Linked DNA regions of Mus musculus: region 1 is linked to region 2. Evidence: chromatin loops called from intact Hi-C (ENCODE). Cell type or tissue: left cerebral cortex. All regions are shown on one strand. Links, peaks and the distances in the headings refer to the core of each region. The heading gives the core; the rest is flanking DNA.

The links. Peaks named below come from ENCODE experiments on the same cell type or tissue, not always from the same donor. Only the 100,000 strongest peaks of a DNase experiment are listed, where the experiment ranks them.
Region 1: it touches region 2 in a loop (8-fold over the local background); 3 of 42 quality-filtered maps call a loop at or near these places.

The regions. Positions count from the first base shown.
Region 1 is chr17:88,525,703-88,533,702 of GRCm38, forward strand. Ppp1r21 (protein phosphatase 1, regulatory subunit 21) reads left to right here and starts at 4,422. Exons shown (of 22, transcript NM_028658.4): 1 at 4,422-4,616. The coding sequence starts at 4,560. In left cerebral cortex, for the core only: a CTCF peak has its summit at 2,258 (motif pointing right); DNase peaks (open chromatin) are centred at 2,287, 4,336, 4,701, 5,182 and 1 more place; H3K4me3 peaks cover 2,626 bases; H3K27ac peaks cover 1,670 bases.
Region 2 is chr17:88,250,284-88,260,590 of GRCm38, forward strand. It overlaps Gm31615 (a long non-coding RNA gene), which reads right to left. Exons shown (of 7, transcript XR_877113.1): 4 at 3,415-4,012. Among named protein-coding and RNA genes, the nearest start is that of 1700116H05Rik, 52 kb to the right of the region's middle. In left cerebral cortex, for the core only: CTCF peaks have their summits at 1,859, 5,607 (motif pointing right), 7,019 and 8,449; DNase peaks (open chromatin) are centred at 1,807, 5,614, 6,113, 6,194 and 2 more places; H3K4me3 peaks cover 1,942 bases; H3K27ac peaks cover 2,274 bases.

The sequences.
Region 1 (8,000 bases), core at 1-8,000, 270 kb after region 2:
GAGAATTAAGACATTGTGCAATCCTCAGGAAAACACTGTGGAAAATAGGAGGTTTGGCTCTAAAAGCTAGAACATAAAGTCACCAAATGGAATTCTGGGTTTCTCTACAGCAGGGTGGAAACAGGGATTCAAACAGATATCCATGCATCTGTGATCATAGACACATCCTGTGCAGCAACCCCTAAGTGAAAACAAGCCAGACAGTCAGTAATGGATTATCTTATTTTGCAGTTCTAGGGTTTGAACATAAGGCATCGAGAAACTGAGGCAGGAATATTCTGGGTTTAAGGATAGCCTGGGATAAAGGTGAGACACTGTCTCAGAAATAAACAAATTGGGTAAGGAGAGTGTGCTACGTAATAAAAGGCCCACCAGCTAGCTGTCTTTCTTAATCTTTCCCTGCTGTTTTCTGATTGCCTACTTTGGCGGGCTCGAGAAGTGCTGTGAAGTCTGAATGAAGACTTTGCTTTTCAAACACAGGCAAACACAGGAGCCTTCCCACAACTAAGACAACACAGGTGGATTCTTCTCCGCCATGAAATAACATTCGGCTAGAGGCTCACAGTGTTTCTCATATTTTCTGTAAACCGATGGCATAATTGCTTGTCTACTTAATCAATAGATGTTCTCCAGTGTTCTCAATCTACACTCAGTTGAATCAGTACATTCACATCGTTAATATGTCATACGTTGCTGCAAGCATTAACGTACAAATAGCATTATTCCTGGGGAAAATTCAGAGGTTCTTGATAGCATCTGGTTACATTTTCCTGAACCTTTCCATACATAACCATATTTTAAGTGTACTTTGGTTAAAGGCATGTTATTTGATAGATATTTTTTGCTTCATTAATTTTAAACCAGTGGTCAACAGCTCTCTGCTTCCCCCCCTCCCCTCCCCTCCCTCCCTCCCTCCCTCCCTCCCTCCCTCCCTCCCTCCCTCCCTCCTTTCTTTCTTTCTTTCTTTCTTTCTTTGAGGCAAGGTCTCTCTATGTAGTTGAGGCTGTCCTAGAACTCAGTAAGTAAACCAGGTTGGCCTCAAACTCACAGAGATTCTCCTGTTTTAGCCTCCAAAGTGCTCACCATATTCACTTAACATCCTGGACTAAAGCCTCACAACTTTTGTCATACACGTTGATCTTCATAAAGCTAAAACTAGCCCTTTTTGCCTTAAGGAACATTGTCTAGGGCTAGAACAGGCTTCATCATTGTGCTTGGGGCCATTTGAAATAGCAAACTTTTCAACAAAATAATGCAAAGCATTCACTTAGTATCATCTTGCGGGATGTCAGTTGGGAATATAGGCTTTGGGTCAGTCAGATCTTTGCTACTCTGCCTGCTTGCAGATGCTCTAGTGAGTGTTGTATTTGAGTTACACACACATTTTATGCAAATTTGCAGATTCATTTTGCAGATAATGAATACTGACCTTGAACACAGCATGTCAGAGTCAGCAACAACCAGCTTTTGTTCCATTTCTATGAATTTCTAGAGATCTGTGCCCTCATTAGGTTTGATAACCAACAATTGACAGGATGGTATTGAATTTTGCCTATTTAAGATTTTAGTGTGTGTGTGTGTGTGTGTGTGTGTATGTGTGCATGTGTGTGCCATAGCTTATGTGCAGAAGTCCAAGGTCACCTTGCAGGAGTCAGCTATCTCCTACCATGTGTATCCTGGGACTGAAATCAGTCGTCAGTCTCTATGGCAGGCGCTGTCTGAGCCATCTTGCCAGTCAGAATATTTAAATTCAATCCTCACAATATTTCAATCTCAATAATCTAGAGTTCCCCCCCCCACCAAAACTATGGGTTATTAAAGCCCACCTGCCAATTAACTTTTTCCCATGCCTCAGTCACCCTTTGAAATAGTAAAACATGTAGATATGGCCTTTTTAAAAAAATTGATATTTGGGAGTTCTTTACAGATTTGGACAAGAGCCTGCTGTAGGGTTTGTATGCTGCTATTACCTTCTTCCCCTTTGTGGCTGGCCTTTTTAATACTAGTTGAGAATGAGAATCTTAATTTTAATTTACTCTTATTTACCAACTAGGGTTTTAAAACAATGTGTCTGATCAAACAGCCAGCCAGTCAAAATAAATTTCTAAATTCAGTAATATGAATTCATACAGACTCTCTTGCTAAAGTTGTATGTTTTTCTTTGGAATGTTATTTTCTGGAATGACATTTTTAAAACAATAAAAAAAATTTCCATTCCTATTCAAACCATGGAAATGGATTACACCATTTAATTCTGCCACTTGGTGGTGCTACAGGGAACTAACACTCCTCTCAGGAACGGTTATTCTGGAAGTTTGGATGGCAGTACTTATTTATTAGCAAGTGTAAAGTGTACAGTTTTAGTTTGTACAGGAAACGATACAGGCTGAGCTCTTTGCTGAACAACTCCTGGATTGCTCCCAGATAAAAGAGAAGCTAGCTAGCACAGCTTTCACTTTAATTATACCTCTAAATAATCCACAGGGCTGACTTAGCCTTCCTAGATGCGTTTCCTCCATAATAAAGGTAATAATATTTACTTTAAAAAACCTAGAGAAATCAAGTTGATGCTCCTCTGTCCTGTTTCATTTCCTTCTTTTTCTGCTAGAGGCACCGAACAACCAGTGTTCTAGTTGTCTCTGTGTTTTTACTACATATTCATGTGTTTAAGAATAATGTTGGGCCGGGCAGTGGTGGCACACGCCTTTGATCCCAGCACTTGGGAGGCAGAAGCAGGCAGATTTCTGAGTTCGAGGCCAGCCTGGTCTACAAAGTGAGTTCCAGGACAGCCAGGGCTACACAGAGAAACCCTGTCTCAGAAAAAAAAGAAAAAGAAAAAGAAAAAAACCAGATGGCTCAGTAGGTAAGAGCACTGATCCTAAGGTCCTGAGTTCAAATCCCAGCAACCACATGGTGGCTCACAACCATCTGTAATGAGATCTGGTGCCCTCTTCTGGTGCTTCTGAAGTCAGCTACAGTGTACTTACATATAATAATAAATAAATCTTTGGGCCTGAGCAAGCAGGGACTGAGTGAGCCAGGCCAGCTGGAGTGAGCAGAGGTCCTAAAAATTCAATTTGCAACAACCACAAGAAGGCTCACAACCATCTGTACAGCTACAGTGTACTCATATACATTAAATAAAATAAAAATCGGAATAATGTTACTTCACATATTATGGAGATTATACACACACACACACACACACACACACAGTACATACTGTGTGTGTGTAGTCCAGACTGCTCTCAAACTTGACTTCCTCATGCCTCAGCCTCCCAAATGCTAGGACTGCTGGTATGACTAAACATGTCTGGCTACTTCCACTTCATAATTTTTAAGATTATTTATAGTATATTACAATTCACTATTTTTTTTTTAAAGACAGAGTTTCACTGGCTGGCCTGAAACTTAATATGTAAACCAGTAGAGATCCATTTGCCTGTCTGCCTTCTAAGTACTGAGATTAAAGGTTTATACAGCTGCACCCAGTGCAATTGACTTATTTAGCATAATGTTCATATGTATGTGTTTGTGTACAAATGTAGTTCATTAGTTTCAACTGTCATATTATGTCTCAAGAAACACATATCTTTCTTCATTCATATTATTCTAACAAGAAATACTTCAATGCTATACCTACATTAATCCTCAACAGAACTGTCAAAAATATTTTAAATGAAAAGGAGCAGTTTTTCATCATAAGGTATCTCAAGATATCTAGTCTAGCCGTTTTTTTTTTAAAAACAAAACAAAACATTAATGGTCTTTACATCTCAATGCGTGGTAGAAATTTTCAGAAACTGTATGTTCTTTTACGGCTTAAAATGTTCTGATAGATGAATAAGGGTCAGGGGCGGGCATGTGGCATTTGAGTAGAGAAAGGTCAATGACAAAACACAGAAGACAATGAAGGTTTTCTGATCTGAGAAGGGGAGAAGGGCAAACGGTATAAATATGTGCTAGGTTGGACGGTTTACAGTGTAGCACAAGTCTGGGTATCCAGATAATGAATGAGAAGGCGGAAAACAAGCTTCCAAGAAGCAAGCGACTGACGCTAGGCGGTTGCTATGGCGACTAGGGGACTGGGTAGCCAGAATTCTTGATGTTCTTAGAATGCTTCTCCTTGCATCCTCTGTCTCTCCCTTCGGTGTTCCATCCATTCCGTAGGCACTCATTCTCCTCCCGCTTGATTCTGGCTCGCCCGGAAACGGGTCGCCATCTTCCCGCCTCTTCCAACATGGCGTCTAGGGTCTCAGGAGGGGCAAAAGCACCGCACAGGCGGGTCCGTCGGGCCGCACATGCGCGAACCGGAGCACCAGAGGGCGGGGCGGTGATGTCAAGACGTCGCCCCGCCCCCGGTGGTCGCCCCGCCTCTGGTCCCGCTCCTCCTCCCTCCCGCCTGGAAACCCGGAAGTGGAGGAGGAGGAGGCGCGGCGGCGGCGGCGGTGCTGCAGAAGCTGGCTGAGCCCTGCCCGGGAGGAGCAAGTGTGGGGTTGGGGGCGGGGGGCGGGGCTCGGCAGCCCGGGCGGCCAGGCCTGGACGGGGCGGGGGAGGCCATGGCCTCCGCAGAGTTGCAGGGGAAGTACCAGAAGCTGGCTCAGGAGTACTCGAAGGTACCCATCGTGGGTGGGGGAGACAGGGGTTTCTGGCCCGGAGGCCTCAGCTGGCCGTGGCAGCGATTTGGGATGGTGGGGGGGATGCAGAGGGCTCCTCCTCTCCTCTCCACCTCCTGCTTCCACCATTACGATGCCTCCACCTGCAGCTCCATGGAGATAGGGCCGGGCGGTGTCTGGGTCCGTGTGCGTCTCTGCAGAAAGGAGCTGGAGTTTGAGTCTTCCTTCTCGCTGGACCAGCAGGCTTAGAAATGGAATGACAGAAATCCAAGGCACAGCTCTTGGTGCTAGCCTGAGGGGAAGGGAGGAATGAGGGACCACCCTATGCTCTCTGCTTTCTCAGTTCGCCCGATGATGGGGAAATCACCATCTCCTTTTCGCGAGGAGATGCTTTTAAAGTTAAAACGACTTATTTGCCACCACATCAGTTTGGGAGCGTAAACGGCCTCATTGGGATGGGTGCTTTGGAATACAGATGTTGTCGCCACTGATTTTGACAGCTTGGGTGGTGGGGCTGATGTCTTTTTCTCTTGCACCTTCCTTCCGTGGAATGGGGCAGTGCACACCGCAGGTTCTCCTTAAATACAGAATTATGCAAAACAGGGACCCGGCCTTCTGAAGTGTCAGTCTTTCAAATGGTGAAACCTTTTTCTTGGACAAGGGTGGTGCAGTTTCTGGGTAGGGTTTTCTGCCTGAAGAATATTCTAATGAAGTTATTAAAGCAGAATCTCACGCCTTTGAAAAGGATTCGGTAGTCGTGTTTAATTTCCAATTATCTTGGCATTCACAGAAGCAATGAAAAGATTTCGCCCTTTTTCTAATTTGAAAAAAAAAAAAACCCAAGTGTACGACATCCCCCTTTATGATTTTATTAAGCTTGTATTTGGGAAGGTAAAGTGAAATATAAAGAAATGATACTGGCACCTAAGCGTGCACCCTTAAGTCCTCAGCATCAGATGGGAGCCTTGATGGCATTCAGCTTATCACTCACCTTGTCCACTCCCTTTGTAGTTCCGTCTGAAATCCTCGTAGACTTCTGTGGCTCAGCGCCTGAGATAGTGCATTGTCTTTTGGGGGAGGATTCCCTTGTTTGGAACAGTTCCATATAACGAAGGAGGGTGGGTGGAGGATGGCAGTGCCCAAATTTGCCACTACTATTTTTGGTTGAAAATGTTTCATGCATATAAAGTAAGGGGCCCGATTTCCATCTCTGGAGGGTAAATAACTTTGAAAGTTTGGTTCCAAATGGCCAGTGAGTAGAGTTCCAGAAGGGCTCAGAGCAGTGGCCGTGTTGCGGGAATAATTATATCACCTCCTAAAGTAATGAAAGGCATGGAAAGGTTTTATTCTTTTGGGTATGTTAATGTGTTCAACAAACTCATGTTATATGTGCACCCCGCAAGCAGTGTGCCAGGCTCAGTTGAGAAAGCCGGAGTTCAAGCTGCACAATCACCTTTAATAGACCCTTAAATTAGCGTGGCCTGCAATTATGATACAGTGTAGCAAGTGATGGTCAGCGCAGCTCAGAGGAGAGGTCACTGGGGAAGGGGGAGTTCCTTACACTAGGGAGTAGGGAAGGGGATGAAGAGAGTGGTAGCTTTCCATGTAACTCGGTTAGCCTATGCTGGCTGTCCTGAAAACATCTTAAGATACATGGCAGGCAGAGTGTGGTGAAGGGAGAGTGGGCTAGATCATGAGGGCTGTGGATTTCAGATAAGATGTGTGCAATGGGAAGGTCAAAGAAACCCAACCATCCATCTGTCCATCCACCCGTCTGTCCGTCCATCCGTCTATCTATCCATCTATTTATTAGTGTGTGTGTGTGTGTGTGTGTGTGTGTGTCTCTGTCTGTGTCTGTGTGTGTGTGTGTGTGTGTGTGTGTGTGTGTGTGGGTGGGGTGGGGTGGGGTGATGGTGATGGCGAGGAGGAGGAGACAGCTTTTGGGGGTTGATCTTCTTCTTCTTCTTCTTCTTCTTCTTCTTCTTCTTCTTCTTCTTCTTCTTCTTCTTCTTCGGGGTTGATCATCATCATCATCTTCTTCTTCTTCTTCTTCTTCTTCTTCTTCTTCTTCTTCTTCTTCTTCTTCTCCTCCTCCTCCTCCTCCTCCTCCTCCTCCTCCTCCTCCTTCTCCTTCCTTCCTTCCTTCCTTCCTTCCTTCCCTCCTTCTTCTCCTTCTTCTCCTTCTCCTTCTTCTTCCTCCTCCTCCTCTTCCTCCTCCTCCTCTTTCTCCTCTTCTTCTTTTCTTCTTCTCCTCCACCATGTAGATTCCAGGAACTGTACTGAAATCATCAGGATTGGTGACAAGTGCCATTAATGGTTGAACCATCTTGTCAGCTTCCAAAGGTCTCTTTTACTGAGGGAGTAACATTACTCTTTGGAAGGAAATTGGTAACCATATGGTAGATAGGCTGGAATAGAGATGTTCGGTTGTTGGACTACACTGGGAAGAAAATGTAGGCTTAAGTAAGTAAAGTTGGTATCTGGAGTGGAGAGGAGAGTTCAGGAGTTTTGGTTTAACAATACGTTTTTTTTAGCTTACCGGTTTTGAGAGCCTGCTTCCTTCATACCACTGGGCTCAGGAAAGATATGAACAGGGTATAAACTGTTTGTCCTCAGGTCTCTTCAGGACTTGGTAACTAAGGGAAGACACAGAGTTTGACAAAGCTCTGAGGTGAAGGATTGTGCTTGCCATAACCAAGCAAGGTCAAGTGGGAGCAAAGCGGTGTTTTAAAGATGTAGACTTGGAATTTAGGGATGCAGAACACGTGAAAGTTGCATGTTTCCTATGTTAGCTTGAGTTGATGTTGAGAATACTTGATGAAAAAATTTTAATGGAGCTAAACTTGCTAAAAATGGGGTTAAAGATTAGTTCCTTAAAATATTCTGTACAGGTGAACTTGGAGAGTTAATGAGGGTACAGCTGTAGAGAACACCTGTAGGAATGATGTGCTAAGGCGCTTTGCTCTGCTGGACTTGGGGTCATCTCCCCTGTTGGGCCAGATCATTTCTCATTCTTTCGTGTCCACTGTCACAGACATTTCTGAACATAGAAACCATAGAAACAAAAAGGCTGGGTGAGGTGGCTCAAACCTGAGGCAGGGGGGTTGCTGTGAGTTCTCTATGTAGACCAGCTTTGGCTACATAGAGAATTCCAGGCCAGCCTGTGCTATAATGTAAGACCAAGTCTCAAGCACACACACACTTGCACACACGCGTGCTCTCTCTCTCACACACACATACACACACACACACACACACGTGCTCTCTCTCTCTCACACACACACACACACACACTCACACTCACACACACACACACACACATGCTCACACACGCACACGCATGCATGTTCGCTCAGTTGCATGTTCACACATACACAGACAGAC
Region 2 (10,307 bases), core at 1,300-9,299:
GACAAGAAAGGCACAATTTGTAATCGTTTCCCAACAGGCAAGTTCCCAAAATCCCACCAGCTGTACAGCACGTAAATTGTCACGAGCTGATGTAGTGGAATGCTGTGTGTCATAAGGAGAACTTGACTTTGATGACAGAAGCCAAGGACAAAAGAGGACGTAGCACACGATTCCATTTATACCATGTGTAAAATTTCAAGTTAATTTGTGCTCTGGCAGTGGAGATGTTGTGAGCCCTGGGGTATAGTGAGTGACAGACTGGGACAGGGACTGCACCTCTGTCTCCCTGCTACTGTGTTTAGTGTGAAAACTCATGGCACTGCCGACACATGTACTTTTCAGGGTGTAAACAATACTTCAATACAAAGTTAAAACTATGAGATACGGGCTTGTGAGATGGCTCAGTGGTTAGATGTGCTGACTGCTCTTCCAAAGGTCCTGAGTTCAAATCCCAGCATCCATATGGTGTCTCACAGTCATCCATAGTGAGATCTGACGCCCTCTTCTGGTGTGTCTGAAGATAGCTACAGTGTACTTATATACTAAATCTGGGCTGTTGTGAGCAGAGTTGGAGCGTGCGGGGCCAGAACGAGCAGAGGTCCTGGGTTCAATTCCCAGCAACCACATGATGGCTCACAACCATCTGTACAGCTATAGTGTACTCATATACATTAAATAAATAAATAAATCTTTTTTAAAAAAACCTATGAGAGACTTACAGATGAGATCTAATTTATACGTTAGCTTGTTCTTGTCTAGCCATCTGTATGTAACAGCGCTTGCTCAAGTGACCTTGTAAATATAAACTTAATCTTTCAGATCTACAGATATGGAAATGGAGATCCCAGAAAAATTAAACAACACAGCGTCTCATGGTTGTCAGGAAACCGAACTGAGATCATTCAAGGTGTGCAACCTTCAAATCTCTTGCTAGTCATGGTCTGTTTTGCTAGGCAGATTCACAAAACTTTTGGTTCCTCTGTGTGTAGCTCAAGAGCAGTGGTTCTCAACCTTCCTAATGTTGGGACCCTTTAATATAGTTCTTTATGTGGTGATTGTCAGCCGTAAAAATATTTTGTGGTACTTCATAATTGTAATTTTGCTAGTTATGAATGTAACATAAATATCTGCTATGTAGGCCATGTGATATCCAACTCCTGTAAAAGAGTTGTTTAACCCCACAGGGGGTCGCGACCCACAGGTTGAGGATTATTGCAGGAGCAATGGGCACTGAATAATGGTGCCTGGTCTGAATGGTCCAGGACTGGACACGTGACAGAGTCTTAATGATGTTCCTTCCCTCTTTTACAGGGAAATGGCATGGGCGGAAATGTTTAGGGCACTTGTGGGTCTGCTGCACTGCCTATCCTTAGACAGGGTGACCAGGTGACAGCCACGGCGTTTGTCTCCCACCACTGGAGGAAAGCCTATGAGGGTAGGATTAGAGACATGAAAGTTAGACTTCTGGTTTGGGTCTGAATTCCTTGCTGTTCATTCTTTGAACGAGTGAGGAGCCGAAGTAGAGATAAAAGTGGGCTAGAGACCGATTGTGTGAAGGAAAGTTCCCAGCAGCCAATGTCCTAATATTGTGTGCGGACGTGCGTGTTCTGTGCTCCCAGCTTGCATTCTTGTTGGCCCTTTATGTCATCTTAGTCGGCCTGAGCTGTAAGAGTGTTTGTACTGGTTCCTGCTTAGATCCAAGGCAACCCTTTCTGAGCTCTCCTACACTTAGAAGGCTCTCAGCAGCGACGACCGTGTACCCTTGGGATTCTCAAGGTTTTCTCCGGAAGCGTCCCTATCAACTCTACATTACACATCACGGCAGCGATGCGACACCTAATGGCCAAGAGAGAAACTCCAGCCTGCGCCCCTCTCAACAGGGGGCTTAGGGAGTACCCCGAGGAGGCATTTTCTTTTCTTCCAACTTCAGGTTCCTTGTACCCAGCTTGCAGAGTCCATGTCCCGGATGCTGCCAAATCCACTCAACTCAGCCTTTAATCACACCCTGTCCTGGAGTGCGCTCAGTTCCATGTGCAATCACTTAAAACCACTTTACCCAAGAAGGCCAAGGTTTCCAAGTGGGCCTTCAATCTGCCCCGCTTCTTTTTCAGATGGGGAAACAGACGCCAAGGGCCAAGGGAACGGCTCAGCCGCTAAAAGTGAGATTTGGATCAGAGCCCAGATCTCCTGAACATTCCAGCCGTTTCTATGTATTTCATACAGAGGGGGGTCTGATACACGGCAGGTCCTCCACGGATGCTGCATGGATGATAGCTTCCTTGCCACATAAGTGCATTTCTCGTAGTGATCTGGGCCATCACCCACTTTTACACCTGTCAGGATTTCTGACCATTCCAGCAACACTCTCCCTACGGGTACCACCATCTTTTCCTCTTACAAAGCAGGTAGCATAGACTCAGGAAAGACAAAAGGGTCCCTCCCAGAATCAGATTAGCTTAATCACTGAGCAGGTGTGAGGACCCTCTGCTTCAGTGTTTCTCAGACTTGGACCTGCCCCCAAATCTCTAGGGAATCTGGCTGAAATGCCGACTCTGACTCAGCATTGTGTGTCCTTTCCTGGACAGTACTTTTTGTCTGTAGATGCATTAGGGCAAATCTTGCCCGTGGCGACCTTGGCACAACTGGAGCAACTCCATGTGGAAGTTACGATGCTCGGTATCTTCTTTGAACCACGAAGAGGATACTGTCAGGTGCTGGTATGTCTCTTAGTCAAAATTCTAATAACAATGAAATTATTACAAATGGCATATTCTGTGGACTTCTGATGTTTTTGAAGAATATATATATGAACTGTTAAACCTGGACTACTTTTAGCTATTTCTATTTGAATAATATTGAAAACACTTTATTATAATTAAATCAGAATCTAATACAACCATTAGTTTGCTCTCTGGCCCTTAACTTCTGTTACTTAATCATCCTAAACTGTTTGTAACAGCAGCTATAGGACTGGGGGTCAAATTCTTAAATGAGTTGCATAGGCACAATGCCTATCTAAGAGTAACAATATTAATTTCAATTCTTGTATCAATATACAAAGATTTATACCAATGAAAACCTTAAACCTGTATCAATATACAAATTCTGTACCAATGTAAGAAATTATAACTTCAATTTTGTATCAGTTATAGAGATTTCTATCAATGTAAATAATATCTATACAATGCTTTATTTAAGAATAAATTTAGCACCGGGCATGGTGGCACATGCCTTTAATCCCAGCACTCGGGAGGCAGAGGCAGGTGGATTTCTGAGTTCGAGGCCAGCCTGGTCTACAGAGTGAGCTCCAGGACAGCCAGGGCTATACAGAGAAACCCTGTCTCGAAAAACCAAATAAATAAATAAATAAATAAATAAATAAATAAATTAATTTAGTAATCTGCTCATATTTACCCGCTTCATCCTCTCATCATGCTTCCATGTGACAGGTGCAGGAAGGTAACGCAGGGCTTTGATTGTCAGAGTAGCTGGGAGTTGCAGTCTCATGCATGTTCCCAGGTTCCTGTCTACTTGTGCTATGATAGGCATCTTCTGGGAGCTCCAGTTTTCTCACTACAGAGTAAGAATAACAAGAATTAACCATGAAGCTTTGCTGCGCAGGAATGAGCTAGCCCCAACTTACTGAAGAAAGGAGCTATTATTAATATGCAGCATATGGACACACAACATATGCATTCTGAATGAATGAATGAATGAATGGGCACAAGGGAAGGTTGGGAAGGTTGGCCCAGGTCCCCTAAACTGATGAGCAACTTCTTTGAAATTATGCCTTTAGGAATTTGTTATTTGAGATGAGAAATGGGTAAAAAGAAAAACTCAGAAAGGTTGTATGAGAGACTCCTGCGTGGCTGGCATCCAAGCAGCAGGATGGACGGATAAACTTCCCAACTCTCCAAACCACACAGGCCGAAGCTGTGCACTGGAGACTTCCAGGATGCCAGATCTCTTTCATCCAGAAGGAAGGAGACGGAGTGCTCGACACAGCTCCTTTCTGTGAAGATAGAACATTGGTAGAAATCTTCGTATATTGATACAACATTGGAAATGACCATATGTTGTTACTGCCTTGGGAGTGGAAACTCAGTTATGAAAGGGATTCGGCTACGAAGTACTAGGACTGAGTCACTCTCGGCTAAGACTGGAGATTTCTTAAAACTAGAAGCAAAGCTTGGGAACTTTCTTGTCTCTGAAAGGCTGATAGGCTTCAGCATTAAAATCATATAATCAAAGTTAGGTGCTTTAATCCCAGCACTCAGAAGACAGAGGCAGGCAGATCTCTGAGTTCAAAAGGCTAACCTGGTCTACAAAGTGAATTCCAGGACAGCAAAGGGCCTGAAACTCTGTCTTGAAACAACCAAATATCTACACATATATAATATAGTTAATTTTTCCTGAATGCCTGTGGTAACAAACAATAAGAGTGATTATCTTGAAAACTATTTGTTGCCCGGTGGTGGTGGCACACGCCTTTAATCCCAGCACTTGGAAGGCAGAGGCAGATGGATTTCTGAGTTTGAGGCCAGCCTGGTCTACAGAATGAGTTCCAGGACAGCCTGGGCTACACAGAGAAACCCTGTCCCGAAAATCCAAACAAAGAAAGAAAGAAAAAGAAAGAAAGAAAGAAAGAAAGAAAGAAAGAAAGAAAGAAAGAGAGCTATTTGTTCTCTAGATCAAAATATATCCATCTTACTAATGTTACTACTTTTTAAAAACAGAGATTCATTATATACATTTTAGCAGAATACAATAAATACTTATTATACTAAGTAACAATAATCACAATAATTCGACTTGTAAAATAAAATACAATTAAGGTGGCCCAGGTGCCCAGTAATGAGTTTGAAGTAATGACTCATAAGTGCGAAGACTTCCCTGACTGGGTTTCTAACGTGATTACAAGTGGGTCATAAAAGTGAGTGTGAGAAACTAGCTTCCCAAACCAGGATCACCATTTACTGGAATCCATGAGTTCAGAGTAAGGCAGTAATCTTCTGGGGAGAAATGACTACTGTTGACTCATTAATCCAATAACTCTGTACTAATTACAGTGCCTCAGTTTCCCTATTTTATGAAGTTGTCACCTGCCTGCCGCTCAGTTGTGTTTGGAAAGTCCAGGGAGATAATAGTGTGTTTTGAAAATAAGGAATACATTATAAATGCTAAATAATAATAACAATAATAACAGGGAGTCTCTAATGACAGGGGTCCTTTAATAATACTCATCGAGTGTAATAGCATCACTAACCAGTAGGAACAAGACAGAGTGCGTTTGTCTTCTTAATCATCAGTTTGTCTCATGGGAAATTGGTAGAGAGAGGACTGGCGCCTCACACCGAGCCCCCACAGGCTTGCCAACCCGGTGACTCCTGCCCTCCAACTAGCACCTGCTTCGTTTCTCTTTAAGAAGGCGAGCGGTGTAACAGAAAGAAGGGGACAGAGGTATCCCAGCTCACATCCTAAGCCCAGAGAACAGGATTATAAAGTTTCAGTCCATAGCTGGTTGTAGAAAGAAAAGAAAAATAGGCTTGAGACCAAAGAGAGCAAAGGGCTTAGGGGGACGAAGGACCAAGGTAGCCACGAGGTGGCGACAATCCAGCTGGAAAGACCCGCTCGGGTGGCATAGATGGTTCGCAACCGAGGAAGGAACTTCCATAGACACAAAGAAGGGGTCTTCGGAACGGGGAAAAGGCATTTTGTCTGCTTCGCCGGCAGCGTATCGGGAGTTAGACATGACGAAGGCGACCTGGAGAAGGAGCGAGCAGCTCTCTTGTCATTCCTTGGGCTTCCACTTCCCAGGACCGCAGCCCTTGGTGTAGGGAGAATTTTGTGCAAAATCACCCGAAAAAGGTTTGACCCCCTCCTGCCGCCCGGAGGCCAGCCAGATGCTTCCCCGCAGCGACATTCCCAGGATTCCAGCCCGGGAGAGGACGATTTTGAGCCCAGCCACAGGCCTTGGGCCAGTATCTGGCTGCAACTGCGGGTCGGACTTAGCTCGGCAAGGCAAACCGGCCAGCTCACCCGGGGGCCGGGTCCTTGGAGCCCCTTGGGATCCGACCTTGGGGGAGGCTGCACCCTGGCTCTGGAAAGTGCAGCGGCCGTAGGGCGTGCCCGTAGCTCGGCTGCACCGGGTGCCTGGGAAAATGTCCGGAGCTGAGCGAGGCCCAGGGGGTAGGGGTGGGGGGTGGGGGTGCTCTGCTAGTTTTCTTTTGTTTCAGTGTGAATGTGAACACAACCACACCCTCGTTTGTGCTGGGCAGGAGGTAGCTGGCTTTGAAACTCCACTATTAGGAAATTTGAAATAGGGTTGTTAGGAAACTCCCTCGCAATTCTTAGGGCCGTCCTGGGCTGCCGAGCTTGGGCTCTAGCTGTCTGCCTGGTGCCATGCCTAGCCTACTGAGGTGCTACAATCTTTGGCCTGCCTAGAAGCCATGGGCGAATCCATGGCCCTCCCGCTTGGACCATGGTCAGCGATCAGGAAATCCGGGCAAGCTACTCACGGGCCCACCCCTCTGGGGTGTGGGGCGGGAGCCCTTGAGGAACACATGCCCCCGCAGGACTGCCTTATTTAAGCCCCACAGCATCATCACCTGCATTTTGCAGATGAGGGAAGCAAGCCTTTGGTACTGAGTAATTTGCCCGAGAATCTCAACTCTTAGAGGGGCTGGGATTTTACACTGGACCTGCATTTTTCTCCGAAGCCCTAGGCTATCTATGCTGCCTCCTACAGCCCCGCCAAGAGCCAACTGGGAGAAATATAAATAGAGCCAGGAATGAGCTTAAATTTTGGCAGGACAACCGAGGTTATTTTGGACTCTTCTTGCCTTTGAATGCAGACTGGAAAACAGCTAGTGTAAGCTCCACCTTCATCAACAAATGTTTTCCGTTTGTGTTTTATACCAGGAAACTAAGCACTGAGGTATCCCAGCGAACAGGACAGATCATATTAGTGTGTGATTGCACGAGTGTTTGGTGAGCTAATTATTAAGCTGTTAACTGAAAAACTGCCAATCTGGGCACTAGAGGGAGACTCCAGGCAGCAGGAGGAAGGGCAGTGTTCTTGCTGTAGGCAATCCCAGTAGGTTTCCCCTAGCAGGGTGGTTGGTTCCAATCAGATCTCTCCAGTGTTCCCAGCCAGTCTGTGTGCGGGTCAGCTGTGTCATAACCAGAGCAGGGCAGCATCCACTTCTCTGCAGCCTGAGCTCAGGTACCAGAGTTCTCCTTAGTGTTCCCTAGTCCTGGCAGGGTAACTGGGCCTCCTTACACCCTTCCTATACCCAGTGTTGCGCTGGTAAGTGTTCCAAAAACAACAACAAAAACAACAACAACAAAAAACAAACAAACTAACCTAACAAAAAGAAAGACCCTTAGTTTGCAATGAGTGGGTGGGAGGTCTCTACGGTAGAGATCACTTTCCCGGGGGTCACTTTGTATCTCTTCAATCTTACAGACAGGTACACAAATGCTACCCACCACACACATACACTGTCCTGTGCCCTATTGAAAAGTTAGTTTGCTTTCTTTCTTTTTTTTTCTTTCTTTTTTTTTTTTTTTTTTGGTTTTTTCGAGAACCTACATAGCCCTGGCTGTCCTGGAACTCACTTTGTAGACCAGGCTGGCCTCGAACTCAGAAATCCACCTGCCACTGCCTCCCGAGTGCTGGGACTGGCTGTTGTTTGTTTTTTAAAGATTTTATTTATTGTTATATGTAAGTACACTGTAGCTGTCTTCAGACACCCCAGAAGAGGGCATCAGATCTCATTATGGATGGTTGTGAGCCACCATGTGGTTGCTAGGATTTGAACTCGGGACCTTTGGAAGAGCAGTCAGTGCTCTTACCCGCTGAGCCATCTCACCAGCCTGTTAGTTTGCTTTCTAGTTTTTTATTTTTCACCACCAGACTTTGAAGTTTCCAAGAATCTTTGGATTTTTTTTTCCTTCAAAATTTCTTCTGACAGAGTTGTTGGATGTTAAGAGACAATGTAAACAACATACTCTGAAAGCTACTTCAAAATCTAGACCAGTAACACAATCCCGGAAATTCCTACCGGAGGTTTGTAAAACTGTAGTGACAGAAGTGGGCCAAGTATTTTGAAGATAGCTCACATAGGTGTCAGCCAGGGTGACCTCAGAGCAGGGTGGAGCCTGTGACTCAGCATGGGAAAAGCAGACATACGAGTGACTTTGAGAGCCAAAGTTATGGTCTAAGTTTTAATCACTGTGCCTAAGAGACCCCCGAAACTAAAAAGCCTCTCATCTGTAGCCCCTCCCTCGCCCAAGGACAGACACTTCCGGAAAAGCCGGCCGCTGCTGGTAATGGGCGATTAACAAGCTCTGCGGAGTTTGTTTGACTCAGCTGCACCGATGTGCTGAAGGTACGGGACAGGAAATACCTCAGGATGCAGCAGCGGCAGTACTCTCCTCAACCAGCAGGATTAACATGACCCACCATGAGATCACATTGTGTGTTTGAAGAACACCCTGTGTTCTTGAAGCCTTGGGAAGATGGATATTGCACAAAGAAAGCACCAGAACCCGAGGAGTGAGCAGTTTATCTCATGGGTGGTCAGGGTAGGGTCACCTTTCCCATGTTCCATTCTGTAGCTGTACAAAGAAAAAATTAACACGCATCTCTGTATTAGCTACTTTTCTTTTCTTTTCTTTTTTTTTTTTTTTTTTTTTTGTTTTTTGTTTTTTGTTTTTGTTCGTTTGTTTTTGGAGACAGGGTTTCTCTGTGTAGTCCTGGCTGTCCTGGAACTCACTTTGTAGACCAGGCTGGCCTCGAACTCAGAAATCCGCCTGCCTCTGCCTCCCAAGTGCTGGGATTAAAGGTGTGTACCACCACTGCCTAGCTACCTTAATTCTCTCTTTCCAATAAAACCTTTGTTTACACAAAGGCCCGCTGCTGCTGCTGCTCTGTTTTAGGAATTTGATGGCCTGGAGGAGTGACCCTCCTTGGAGCAGGAGGGTTTGCCTCCCTTCATTTCTGGTGCACCAATTCTCTTCAGACTAGCCAATTAAATAAGAGAGTGAGGTTGAACCTCCGCCAATGCAGAAAAGACAGAGCCACTGTCTGAGTTAGAATGAAAACCAGTTGCCCTTCCTTTCTCAGCGCGTTCTTTCTGTTTGCCAAGCCGGGTGGTGGAAGCACACGCCTCTAATCCCAGCATCCTGAAGATAGAAGAGACCAGCCTGGTCTCCAGAGCAAGTTCCAGGAGGCCAGGGATACACAAGAAACCATGTCTTGAAAAACAGAGAGAGCCAGGCAGTAGTGGCGCACCCCTTTAATCCCATCACTTGGAAGGCAGAGGCAGGCAGATTTCTGAGTTCGAGGCCAGCCTGGTCTACAAAGTGAGTTTCAGGACAGCCAGGACTGCACAGAGAAACCCTGTCTCAAAAAATAAAAATAAAAAAAAAAGAAAAGAAAAAGAAAAACAGAGGGAGACAGAGAGAGAGTGAATACTGAAATAGAACTCTAGATGTTTGTATCTTAAATCCATTCACTCACACATCCCTCCATCCATCCACCCATCCATCCATCCATCCATCCCTCCACCCACCCATCCATCCATCATGGTTGATGGACAAGAAACCTTTTACATAGTAGGCAGGTGTTCTGTTACCAGGTTCCGTCTCCCAATCACATGTATTTTTTTTTTTAATGAAAGGTTTGGTTTTATTTAAAGTTATGTATCATCTGTATCTATGTGTGGGTATGTGCATGGGTGATGGTGCTGGTAGAGGCTGGTGGTTGGTGGTTTCAGATCCCCCAGAGCTTGCTGTGGGTCCCCTAAGGTGGGTGCTGGGAATGGAACTCAGGCCCACTGCAAAGGCAGTCACTCACAAGGGCTGAGTGTCTCTGTTTATCCTAATATGTATGTTTTTTAACTTAAAAAAAAAAACCAATTAGCTCCTTTGCTTACTAAAATTATGCATATTTATTGTGAAACAAATGAATAAAATGGCCCAAATGTCCACTGAAGGGAGAAAGCTTCTTGGCTCTTTCGGTTTGCCCAGCATCCAGCTTTCAAAGATTCTTCCTTCTGAACATGCCAGGATCCTCTTGGGAGCAATCTGGGCACTGTCCCTGCTCAGCCAGAGATCAGGCACAATGGGGATGCTTTCCACTTGAGTTTTGGAAATATGAGTTAGAAAAAAAAATAAACAAAACAAAACAGCTGTGGTTGCTGATGAGGCTGGAAGGTGTGGAGCATGGGAGCCGGGTGAACGGCGTCTCGCAGAGCGTCCACGTTTCTGAGGCTGGTCTGGGTGGGACAGGCCTCCGAGTT